Regions from separate parts of the Homo sapiens genome. Here region 1 is linked to region 2. Evidence: read pairs that join two places in POLR2A ChIA-PET (ENCODE). Cell type or tissue: GM12878. All regions are shown on one strand. Each heading gives the region's core, and the rest is flanking DNA. Links, peaks and the distances in the headings are about the cores only. Region 1 overlaps XPR1 (xenotropic and polytropic retrovirus receptor 1). Region 2 overlaps XPR1 (xenotropic and polytropic retrovirus receptor 1).

Region 1 (5,390 bases), core at 234-5,233, 98 kb before region 2:
TTCCTTTTGATAGACTCTTAGTATCCTATTATAACTTCTTTTCTATTTGATATTACAAAAATTTCCAGACTTGACATATATATTTCCAGCCTGGGACCTCCAATCAGCCATTTTTCCAGGGACTGTTGGTTGTTTTTTTTTTTTTTTTTTTTTTTTTAAGTAATAATCATGGAATCTTACTTCCTTTTAGACACCACATACTGGACACTGCTTTGGAAGTATCATTGCTACTGGGTTATTCACTGTTTCAGGCTTTCTGTTTCATGGAACAGAAATGCATGCATATATACACTCTTATAAATATAAATGTATATATATATTTTAGGATAAAATTCTTTATTCTTTAAAGCTTAAAGTCTTAGTACACTTTGGATTTGACAAAATGTGTCTACTGTAGCTGAAAAGATAAACTGCGATGATTTTAAGCATTAAGTAATACTCTTAGGCATGGCAACCACAAGCATAACTTTTTGGGATTAGGGTATTGGGGGTGGGGGATCTACCTGTATTGATTAAAATTTCATTTTCTTATTGAAGGTTGAAAGGTGAAAGATTGTTTGTCACCTTCGAAACAGAGTGCCAATTCGTGTTTCCTGATGAGAAATTGACCAGCTATGTGTTTACTGTAAGAGGTGCAATCAGTGAAATTGGAAAAGGAAATTGAATTTATATTGGTGTATTATCCCATGCAGTTAATTTTGCAAATACCCTAATGCACATGAATTTTATTTGAGGTTGAGATGCCTATATTTACTCTGAAACAAAGTGTTGGAAATGTAGTGTGATTAAATACATTTCAAATTTTCTCTTGTTCCACAATTGCTGTGCAGTTCCAAAATATGTTCTTATTAGGTTCCTCACAAAGGAATCTTTTGGCCATTACAACAAGAAAATGAGATAGTTAATTTTAAAGGATACATCAAAATAAGATAATTTACATTGTAAGATTTATTATTTTCACGTTCCTGTTTTTTCTGTATGGGATCCTCTAACATGTTAGCAAAACAATATGTCGTCTTTCTATAAGACTATAATTTCCACTTAAGGAAAACTATGATATGATTCACTCTTGACATGGCAAAAAAAAGTTAGGTTAATAAATTTACAGCAAAGAAGAATTTTTAACAATACAAAAGTAACACAATATATTAGGTAGATATCCTCAGAAGCAGTTTATTCGCAATGGCCATGAAAGAATCTTCCTAAAAGTAGTAGTAAGAGAATGACTAATGGAGAAAAAGGGATTTGAACTGGATCTTGAAGCATGGTTAACATTTAGATAGCCTTAGGAGAGGGCCTTCTAAGCACAGAGAAGCAACAAGACGAAACCAAAAGAATGCACATTTCTAAGACATTCAGGGAAGATTTAGTAGAACACTTAAAATGAAGCATGGAGGGTTATCACTGGAGAATAGTTAGCTGTATGGATAAAGCCAGCTTCCCAAGGAGCTTAAATAATTTAAAAAGTTGGACTTTATTTGGTAGACTAGTGTATTCTAAGATTTGGAGTTACTAGTTTAATGCAGACTGGATTTATAGACCTTCGTGGGTTCCTTGTTCTGATTCAGAAGTATCCATAAAAATATAGGCTTTGTGCTGTCTTGAACTGATTAAGTCTAAGGAATGCAGGCTTCAGGTATGGTCCCATTGAGTTTCCGGCTCTACTTTTTAAAATGATTCTTACAGCTGTGTCATTATCCATGTTGGAGTTCTCCAGGTATCTGTCAGCAACAATTAGAGCCATATGCTCCCTTCTTCAGGAATACTGGAAAAAATAGATGCATGATTTTCAATTAGCTGTATGACCCAGAATATGCATAGAAATACTGTCTTTTTCATGTGAAAATTCACATAACACAAAATAACCATTTTGATTGCATTTAGTACATTCACTGTTGTACAACATCTACATCTATCAAGACACAGAAGCTTTTTTTTTTTTTCCCCGAGGCAGAGTCTCGCACTGTCACCCAGGCTGGAGTGCAGTGGCATGATCTCTGCTCACTGCAACCTCCGCCTTCCGAGTTCAAGCAATTCTCCTGCCTCAGCCTCCTGAGTAGCTGGGATTACAGGTGCAAGCCACCATGCCTGGCTATTTTTTTTTATTTTTTATTTTTAGTAGAGACAGGATTTTACCATGTTGGCCAGGCTGGTCTCGAACTCCTGACCTCGTGATCTGCCCACCTCGATATCCCAAAGTGTTGGGATTACAGGCGTGAACCACCATGGCCAGCCCTACAGAAGCATTCTTAAATGGAATTTATTTAAGCTGAAAACAGTATTTTCTATAAAGTAATATTTTGGCATATGTTTTTCTAGCTAATTTTTCAGTCAATATCAGTTGTAGAAATATGTATTTTAAAAAAGAAATATTTACTTGTATTAAGAGTTAAGATTTCTAATTTTGGAGAATCAACAAAAATAACGGTCAGAATAGAATTTTTATCTTGACAGTAGTTGGAAGAATAGTTACATGGTGAGAAAACCAGGATAGATTTTTAAATCATTTTTTAAAAAACTTTTAAGTTCAGACTTACATGTATAGGTTTGTTACATAGGTAAGTTTAAATCATGGGGATTTGTTGTATAGATTATTTCATCAACCAGGTATTAAGCCTAGTACCCATTAGTTATTTTTCCTGATCCTCTCCCTCCTACCCTCCACCCTCCGATAGGCTAGTGTGTGTTGCTCCCCTCTATGTATCTATGTATTTTCATCATTTAGCTTCCACTTATAAGTGAGAACACAAATAGAATGAAGTGCAGTGGTTTAATTTTAATAGTGGAATTGTTTTTCAAGTTATACCTGTCCCTGCTGTCCTTTGGACTTGAGAGATTCTACCTTTTTAAAGTACCTACATAACACTATCTGAATAGGGCTGTGGAATATAGGCAGACCCAATTCTCCCCTGTTCCTGTTTATAGATTTTGTGTTGTGAACCTAGAAGGATTGTGCTTCCTGATTTTAGTTTTCTTTTTCTTGTCTTTACTGCAACTCTCCAGAAAACCTACAGAATGTTTATTGGAAACACCTTGGTAGAAGAGAAGTGTTGTTTGTTGTAAACATAAATCCTAATCTTTTGTGCAAAATATTTTAGAAATATTTTAACTTTTATTTCTTAGTAAGAGACCTTTCAGGGTCCTGATTATGGTTGTGGAGATCTTTATTATCCATTACTAATTTTTCTCATTGTTTCTTTTTGTCTTTTTGGAGGTAGTGATATTGGTGCTGAAGTAGTGATGTGAGGATGATGGCAGTAGTATTTCTAATTAGCATTTCTTGTTGAGGTCTTTTAGAACGCCTAGTTGGAAATTTAAATAAAACAATTAGGTCAAATGAATTTAGAAAAGCTGAATAGACTATTTAGGCACAATATTCGGCCAATATGAAAAAACTGGAAAAAATAGATACATGATTTTTAATTAGCTGCGTGATACTGTTTTTAGATTAATAAGTAAAAGGAAGTTTAATTGAACATCTATTACAAATAGGAGTTTTCAGAATTTTCAGGTGGATGTAATCAGTAGCCAGTGGTTTTTGCCTACTGTTTTTGTGGATAGTAGCATCTGACTCTCATGTCATCTGTGATTTACAAGACTGCATCTAAAGAAGTATGTTCAATTTCCTGTTTTTGTTTTGTTTAATAAACACTTTGTAATTCCTTACTATGTGTGTTTGAGGTGATGAAAATTTTGGAGATAATAGTGATGATGGTTGCACAACATTATGAACGTACTTAATGCCATTGAATTGTACTCTTAATATTGGTTAAAATGGTAGAATTAATGTTATATATATTTTACCACAATAAATAAAAGGCAGGACAAATTTTATCAGTAAATTTACGTTTCTGGAAGATTTAGTTCTAAAATTTTTTAGTGGAGATTTTATTGCAAGGTGATTTTTTTTTTTAACCTATATTCCTGGCATAACTGACTCCTATTTTTAGCCCTAAATATTCAAAAGAACAGGAAAACGTGACTCTGCATATGACTTTCCTTAAATATTTTTTGAATGTTTTATTTGAAATATCATGCAACTAAAAATTTCAAACTCTTTCATAAAGGTAATGTTTAATTTTTTATGTTGTAAAGTTAAATATTGTTTTTTAACAAAAATTTTCCCCAAAATGAAATGTCGAATTTGCATTTTTAAAAGATAATTTTTAAATCTTTATCTTCAGATAGCTGTAGTCTTATAAGCATGTAAAGTTTTTTTTTTTTTTTGGGGGGGGGGGGGCGGGGGCGGGGACAAGTCTCGCTCTGTCGCCCAGGCTGGAGTGCAGTGGCACGATCTTGGCTCACTGTAACCTCCATCTCCCAGGTTCAAGCAGTTCTCCTGCCTCAGCCTCCTGAGTAGCTGGGATTACAGGCGCCCACCACCACACCCGGCTGATTTTTGTATTTTTACTAGAGATGGGGTTTCACCATGTTGGCCAGGCTGGTCTCAAACTCCTGACCTCAGGTGATCCACCCGCCTCGGCCTCCCAAAGTGCTGGGATTACAGACAGGCATGAGCCGCCGTGCCCGGCCATAAGCATGTAAAGTTTTAAAGAAAAGCAGCTTTTATCTCTCCTGGTTAGTGTGTTTTTTAAACAGCTTTTTTGAAGTATAATTGACATTTAATAAACTGTATATATTTAAAGTGTGCAATTTGATAAGTTATGACATTTGTATACACTGGCGAAACCATAACCACACTCAAGATAGTGAACATATCCATCACCCCCAAGAGTTTCCTCATACCTTTTTGTAATCTCTGCTTCCCACCGCATCTCACTCTATCCCTTCTCAGTCAAACACTGATTGGCTTTCTTTCACTGTTGATCAGTTTACATTTTCTAAAGTTTTATATGTATTTAGACAGTATGTACTCTTGTTTGTCTGGCTTCTTTCAGTCAACCTAATTATTTTGAGATTCCAAAGTAGCAGTGCAATTTTACGTTCACTTAGAATGTGTCAATGTTTCATTTTTTTTCCATGTCTTCACCAATACTTGGTATTGTCAATCTATTTAATTTTAGTCATTACAATAGGAATGTGGTGTTACCTCGTTGTGTTTTTAATTTACATTTTCCAAATGACTAACGATATTGAGACTTTTCCTATTTATTTGCCGTTGGTATATCTTCTTTAGGAAAATGTTCAAATCTTTTGCCTATTTGAAAAATTGGGTTGTTTTTCTCCTATTCTTGAGTTTTGAGGGTTTTTTTTTTTTTTAATTTTTTTATTTTTATTTTCGAGATGGAGTTTTGCTCTGTCACCTAGGCTGGAGTGCAATAGCGTGATCTCAGCTCACTGCAACCTCTGCCTCCCAGGTTCAAGCAATTCTCCTGCCTCAGCCTCCCTAGTAGCTGGTACTACAGGCACCTGGCTAATTTTTGCATTTT
Region 2 (5,390 bases), core at 165-5,164:
CACTTTCTGGCTATTATAAATGCAAGTTAGTATATGTATGCAAGTTTTCCTGTGAGCATATGTTTTCAGCTCTCTTAAGTATATGCCTAGGAATGGAATTGCTGAATCATATGTTTAACCTTTCGAGAACTGCCAGCTATTTTCCAAATACCAGAGAGGCTGTACCATTTTGCGTTTTCACTCTTAGTGGCTCTTTACATTTTATTTATTCATTTGTAAAAAGAAAGGGTACATGAGGTTTTATGGGGGGTAAAATGAAAGGAGAGTGTTACACAAAAATATTTTTTCCTATAGAGTTCTAAATATTACATGTAACGGTTTTCTTCTAGAAATTCTAAGGGAGCAAATGGGAATTATTAAAAATTCAGAAGTCAGTAGGAACTTTTTTATCTTACTGATTTGACAGTTCCGTTCTATTTCTTATAGAGAAGCTCGCAGAGGCTCAGCGCAGGTTTGCTACACTTCAGAATGAGCTTCAGTCATCACTGGATGCACAGAAAGAAAGCACTGGTGTTACTACGCTGCGACAACGCAGAAAGCCAGTCTTCCACTTGTCCCATGAGGAACGTGTCCAACATAGAAATATTAAAGACCTTAAACTGGCCTTCAGTGAGTTCTACCTCAGTCTAATCCTGCTGCAGAACTATCAGGTACTTAGATTCTTACCCTAGAAAATGGCACCTTTAAGTAAATGAGAAATTTCAATAAATGGAAGTACCCTAAAGTATTACCAGTGGGTCAGTTCCAAAAAGGAAAATCCTTAACATGTTGTTATTCTTGGGGTTCCTACTGGCTAAAAACCATGTGTCAGAGGCAGTAAAACTGTGTTAACAAGACTTCTGTTTTTGAAGATTCATATTCCAAAAACTTTCCTATAATATTTAATATTTAGGGATAGTCCACAACTCAAGGACTAACAGTTTGCTTCCTGTTTTTAGAGGCAGCTCTGATAGTCATGAATAGAAATAATACATCTCTCCAGCCACTGTTGGCTATGTAAGGGCTTTTCTTTTTTTTCCTTTCTTTTTTTTTTTTCTTTTTTGAAACAGAGTCTCACTGTGTCACCCAGGCTGGAGTAAAATGACACGATCTCGGCTCACTGCAACCTCCGCCTCCTGGGTTCAAGCAATTCTCCTACCTCGGCCTCCTGAGTAGCTGGGATTACAGGCGCACGCCACCATCCCCAGCTAATTTTTGTATTTTTAGTAGAGATGGGGTTTTACCATGTTGGCCAGGCTGGTCTTCAGCTCAGTGAGCTGCCTGCCTCAGCCTCCCGAGTGCTGGGATTACAGGCGTGAGCCAATGCTCCCAGCCTGTAAGGGCTTTTATAGTCCTCCTAACCAATAGCAAAATTTCTACAAAAGCTATCAGATAGTTAATTTTTCTGCAGCTGACACTAATAAAACAAAGACCCTGACTTTTCAACTTGCAGCTGAAAGAATCTTTCCAATTTTACTGTCCATGGGCTGCAATAAAATCATATTTTTTAAAAGTTATTGAGAAAAGCATCTATCTAATCTTTAGAGAGACCTTATGCACTATTTTTTTTCTATTTTATTCTTGTGATTATTACTTATAATGAGTGGTTAGGATCATCATAGGATGATATACCATATTAAAACTAAAGATTATGTAACAAAAGTATTACCTGGAATATTAGAATTTTAAAATAAAAAGTAGTTAAAGTCCCATATCTGCAGTAATCTTAAATTGTTAATGCATGTGTTTATCATTTTCTTCTATAATTCTACTTTGTTCTTTAGTGATTTAATATTCTATCATTTGAAGACAAACCTAGTAAGAAAACAATTTAGTAGAAAAATAATTACATATATTTATATAGTGATAAATTCCTTTGCTTTGAGATTTGTTCATCGCTTTATAATTTAAAAAACAAAAATAAAATGTATTTCCTCTTTCCTATAATGGTATAGCAACATTACCATTTTATAGTTCATAAATTATGTTTGTGTGTTACATGGAAAAATCTTTGTTAAATTTTATTGTATTAACTTTCCTAGCAGCTTTTGTTCGGAGTCATTATAAAATGCTCCTTGGGAAAACAAAAGTAATAATTAATTATGAAAGTTCTGCTTTATCTTCTATTCTTTGGGGGTCATCTATTCTGTAAGAATACATTTATTTTGAGAATGAAGGAGAAAGGAAGATTGATTAAAAGCTATCTCTAAGTCATGATGTATGTATGCACCCCACACAGACTTTAAGATCATACATTAAAGCATGAGGGAAAAATATGTAAACAAATAAGTAAGGAAAGCCTGTTCTGGAGTGAGTGCACAATTTCTTACTGTTGGGGACATGTAATCAGCAAATTTGGGAGACCTCTGGTTTAAAGATGTAACCTTGCAAATTGAGTTTTTAGCTTTTTTGCATGCTGGGCAAAGAACAACAATTTGAGATGTTGAAATGTATAGTATTTTGTTATTGTAGAAATTGAGGAAAAATAGGGACTTCTACCCATTATAAACTGAACCCTGTAAGTATGATCACTTCCTCCTTTCTACTTACTCTTCTTAGCACTCCCATACCCAAACTGAGAATGAGTGAAAGGAAAATGAAAGTTAAGAGCACTAGATGATCTTCCATTTTCCTTACTGGAACATGCATGATTGCATGGCAGGGGGAGATACATACTCCTGTACCAGTCCTTCCAAAAATAAAGAACTAAATAAATGTGTTCAGTGCATGGGCAAATGCAAAACATTTTCTGAAAATAATTCTTTTGACCAAAGCAGCAAAATAATAGAAATTAGCTATTTTGAAAATAATTATACATAGAAAACAGGAAACAAAAACATTTTGAGCTTAGGACTTTCATTAATTTACTTGAAAGAGAAATAATAGGGTTCATAGTTCAGGGTTTCTTTGTGTTACTAATAGCATACTACCTTGAAATGAATAAAAGGAATAAAAAAGAAGAGTCATCCTTTTAGTAGTAGATGCTTTTATGAAAGCTTTGCCATTTCCTAGAGTACTTAATCTTTGTCCAGCCAGCTCTGTCAGTGCTTAGTGCTTATTCTTTTTCATCATTTTTGATGGTAGTAGAAATTATAGTTGTGTTTCTCATTTCTTTCTGTAGAATCTGAATTTTACAGGGTTTCGAAAAATCCTGAAAAAGCATGACAAGATCCTGGAAACATCTCGTGGAGCAGATTGGCGAGTGGCTCACGTAGAGGTGGCCCCATTTTATACATGCAAGAAAATCAACCAGCTTATCTCTGAAACTGAGGTACAATAATCTCGTTTATTTACAACGTATTTTCAGTTACACGTTTTATATTTAGGGAAGCAATTCCTTATTTCTGTTATTTTGTAACTAGTTGCTAGCTTTGAATATATATGCCTTACCTGTGATTTTTTTTCATTTTCTTTATCAGTATATATTCACCAAAAAGTTGTCAGAATATAATATATATAAATGGTACAGAATTATTTGTGCATCACTCAAGTTTAGTATAACCTAACCAAAATGTAATAATTTGTCTTTCTAGGCTGTAGTGACCAATGAACTTGAAGATGGTGACAGACAAAAGGCTATGAAGCGTTTACGTGTCCCCCCTTTGGGAGCTGCTCAGGTTAGTATTTGGTTCCAGTAGTTTGTTTGGTTTCACCTATTTAATAATCAACACAGTATTTAGCTGGCCCCATTATCTTAAAAAAATTTTCAGCCAAAGTTTATAAGTAGTTGCTATTTTTCTTATTTTAGTTTTTTAAACATTATATGCTATATTTTACTTCATTCTGAATTATAATGTCTTCCACCTTTCTCTTCTCATACTGTACTTTCTTGTTTATTCTTACTGACATGTTAACTTACTGGTATCATCAAATGATTAAGATGTGATTTAAAAAAAATGATCTGGTGGGTTCAGATATACTGGATTGCTATATAGCTTACTCCAAAAAAGCATTTATTAAATGATATCTACACAGTAGTTATAAAAAAAGAAAATTTATTAAGTGATATCTTCTGTGTCATAAAACAAGTCTCAATAAATATAGAAGGATTTAAGTCATGCAAAGTATATTTTCAGACAACAGTGGAATAGAAATCAATAACAGAGCTTCCATAGCCTAATGAAAGGCATCTATTAAAAAAAAAATAAAACCTCTACAATTATTATCATACTCAATGGTAAACACTGCATGCTTTCTCCCTAAGACTTGGCCCAAAAAAGGGTATTCACTTTTAACACCTGTATTCAACATTGTGCTGGAGATTATAGCCAGTGCGGTAAGGGAAGAAAAAGAAATAAAAGACATTCAGGGTAGAAACGAAGAAGTAAAACCAGTGGGGTTTTGCCAGTGACTTGATGATCTATGTAGAAAATCTAGTGAATCTATAGAATAGCTACTATAACTAACAAATGAGTTTAGCAAGGTTGCCAAATACAAGACCAATATGTAAAATCATTTGTCTAGATACTTGCAAGAACAATTGGAAATCAAAAAATGTTAAAGCAATGCTGTTTATAATATCATCAAAATATACAATGCTTAGTAATAATTCTGACAAAAGATGTGTAAGGCCTTTACATTGAAAACTACAAAACACTGCTGAGCAAAATTAAAGACTTGGATGAGAGAGATGCTATGTTCATGGGTATATTGCACACACCCAGTATTTTAAAGATACGTTGTTTCTTCCTGAGGTGATTTATAGATATAATACGTTCCAGCTCAGAAATCTCAGAAGACTTCTTTGTAAAATTGATAAGCAGATTTAAAAATTTATATGGAGGCCAGGCACGATGGCTCATGCCTGTAATCCCAGAAATTTGGGAGGCTGAGGCAGGTGGATCACTTGAGGCCAGGAGTTCAAGACCAGCCTGGCCAACATGATGAAACCCCATCTCGACTAAAATACAAAAATTAGCTGGGCTTCGTGGCACATGCCTGTAATCCCAGCTACTTGAGAGGCTGAAGCACAAGAATCACTTGAACCCAGGAGGTGGAGGTTGCAGTGAGCCGAGATCGCGCCACTGCACTGAGTGACAGAGCAAGACTCTGTCTCCAAAAAAAGAAAAGTATATGGAAAGGCAGAGGACCTAGAATAGCCAAAGCAACTTTGGAACATAAATTGAAGGATTAACATTACCTTATGAAAGCTTATTAAAGCTGCAGTAATCAAGAGAGTGTGGTAATAGTGTCATGGTAGGCAAATGATCAATGGACCAGAATAGAGTGTCCAAAAATAGACTAACATATTACGAACAACAGATATTTGATAAAGATATAAAGCAGATTAGTGGAGAAGGGTAGCATTTTCAACTAAGGATGCTGAAACAGTTGAATTCCATATACCAAAAAAAAAAAAAAATGAGCTTTCATCCATACTTCACAACATACAGTTCTAAATGTACCATAGA

What was found. ChIA-PET counts read pairs that join two places held together with the same protein. Peaks named below come from ENCODE experiments on the same cell type or tissue, not always from the same donor. Only the 100,000 strongest peaks of a DNase experiment are listed, where the experiment ranks them.
Region 1: POLR2A ChIA-PET joins it to region 2 with 7 read pairs; 3 of 35 experiments call an interaction of 5 or more read pairs at or near these places.

The regions. Positions count from the first base shown.
Region 1 is chr1:180,704,683-180,710,072 of GRCh38, forward strand. All of the region lies in intron 2 of XPR1 (xenotropic and polytropic retrovirus receptor 1), which reads left to right. Among named protein-coding and RNA genes, the nearest start is that of XPR1, 75 kb to the left of the region's middle. In GM12878, for the core only: no CTCF peak of the experiment used is centred there; no DNase peak of the experiment used is centred there.
Region 2 is chr1:180,802,962-180,808,351 of GRCh38, forward strand. XPR1 (xenotropic and polytropic retrovirus receptor 1) reads left to right here. Exons shown (of 15, transcript NM_004736.4): 4 at 427-650; 5 at 3,101-3,250; 6 at 3,513-3,596. Among named protein-coding and RNA genes, the nearest start is that of LINC02816, 100 kb to the right of the region's middle. In GM12878, for the core only: no CTCF peak of the experiment used is centred there; a DNase peak (open chromatin) is centred at 2,570.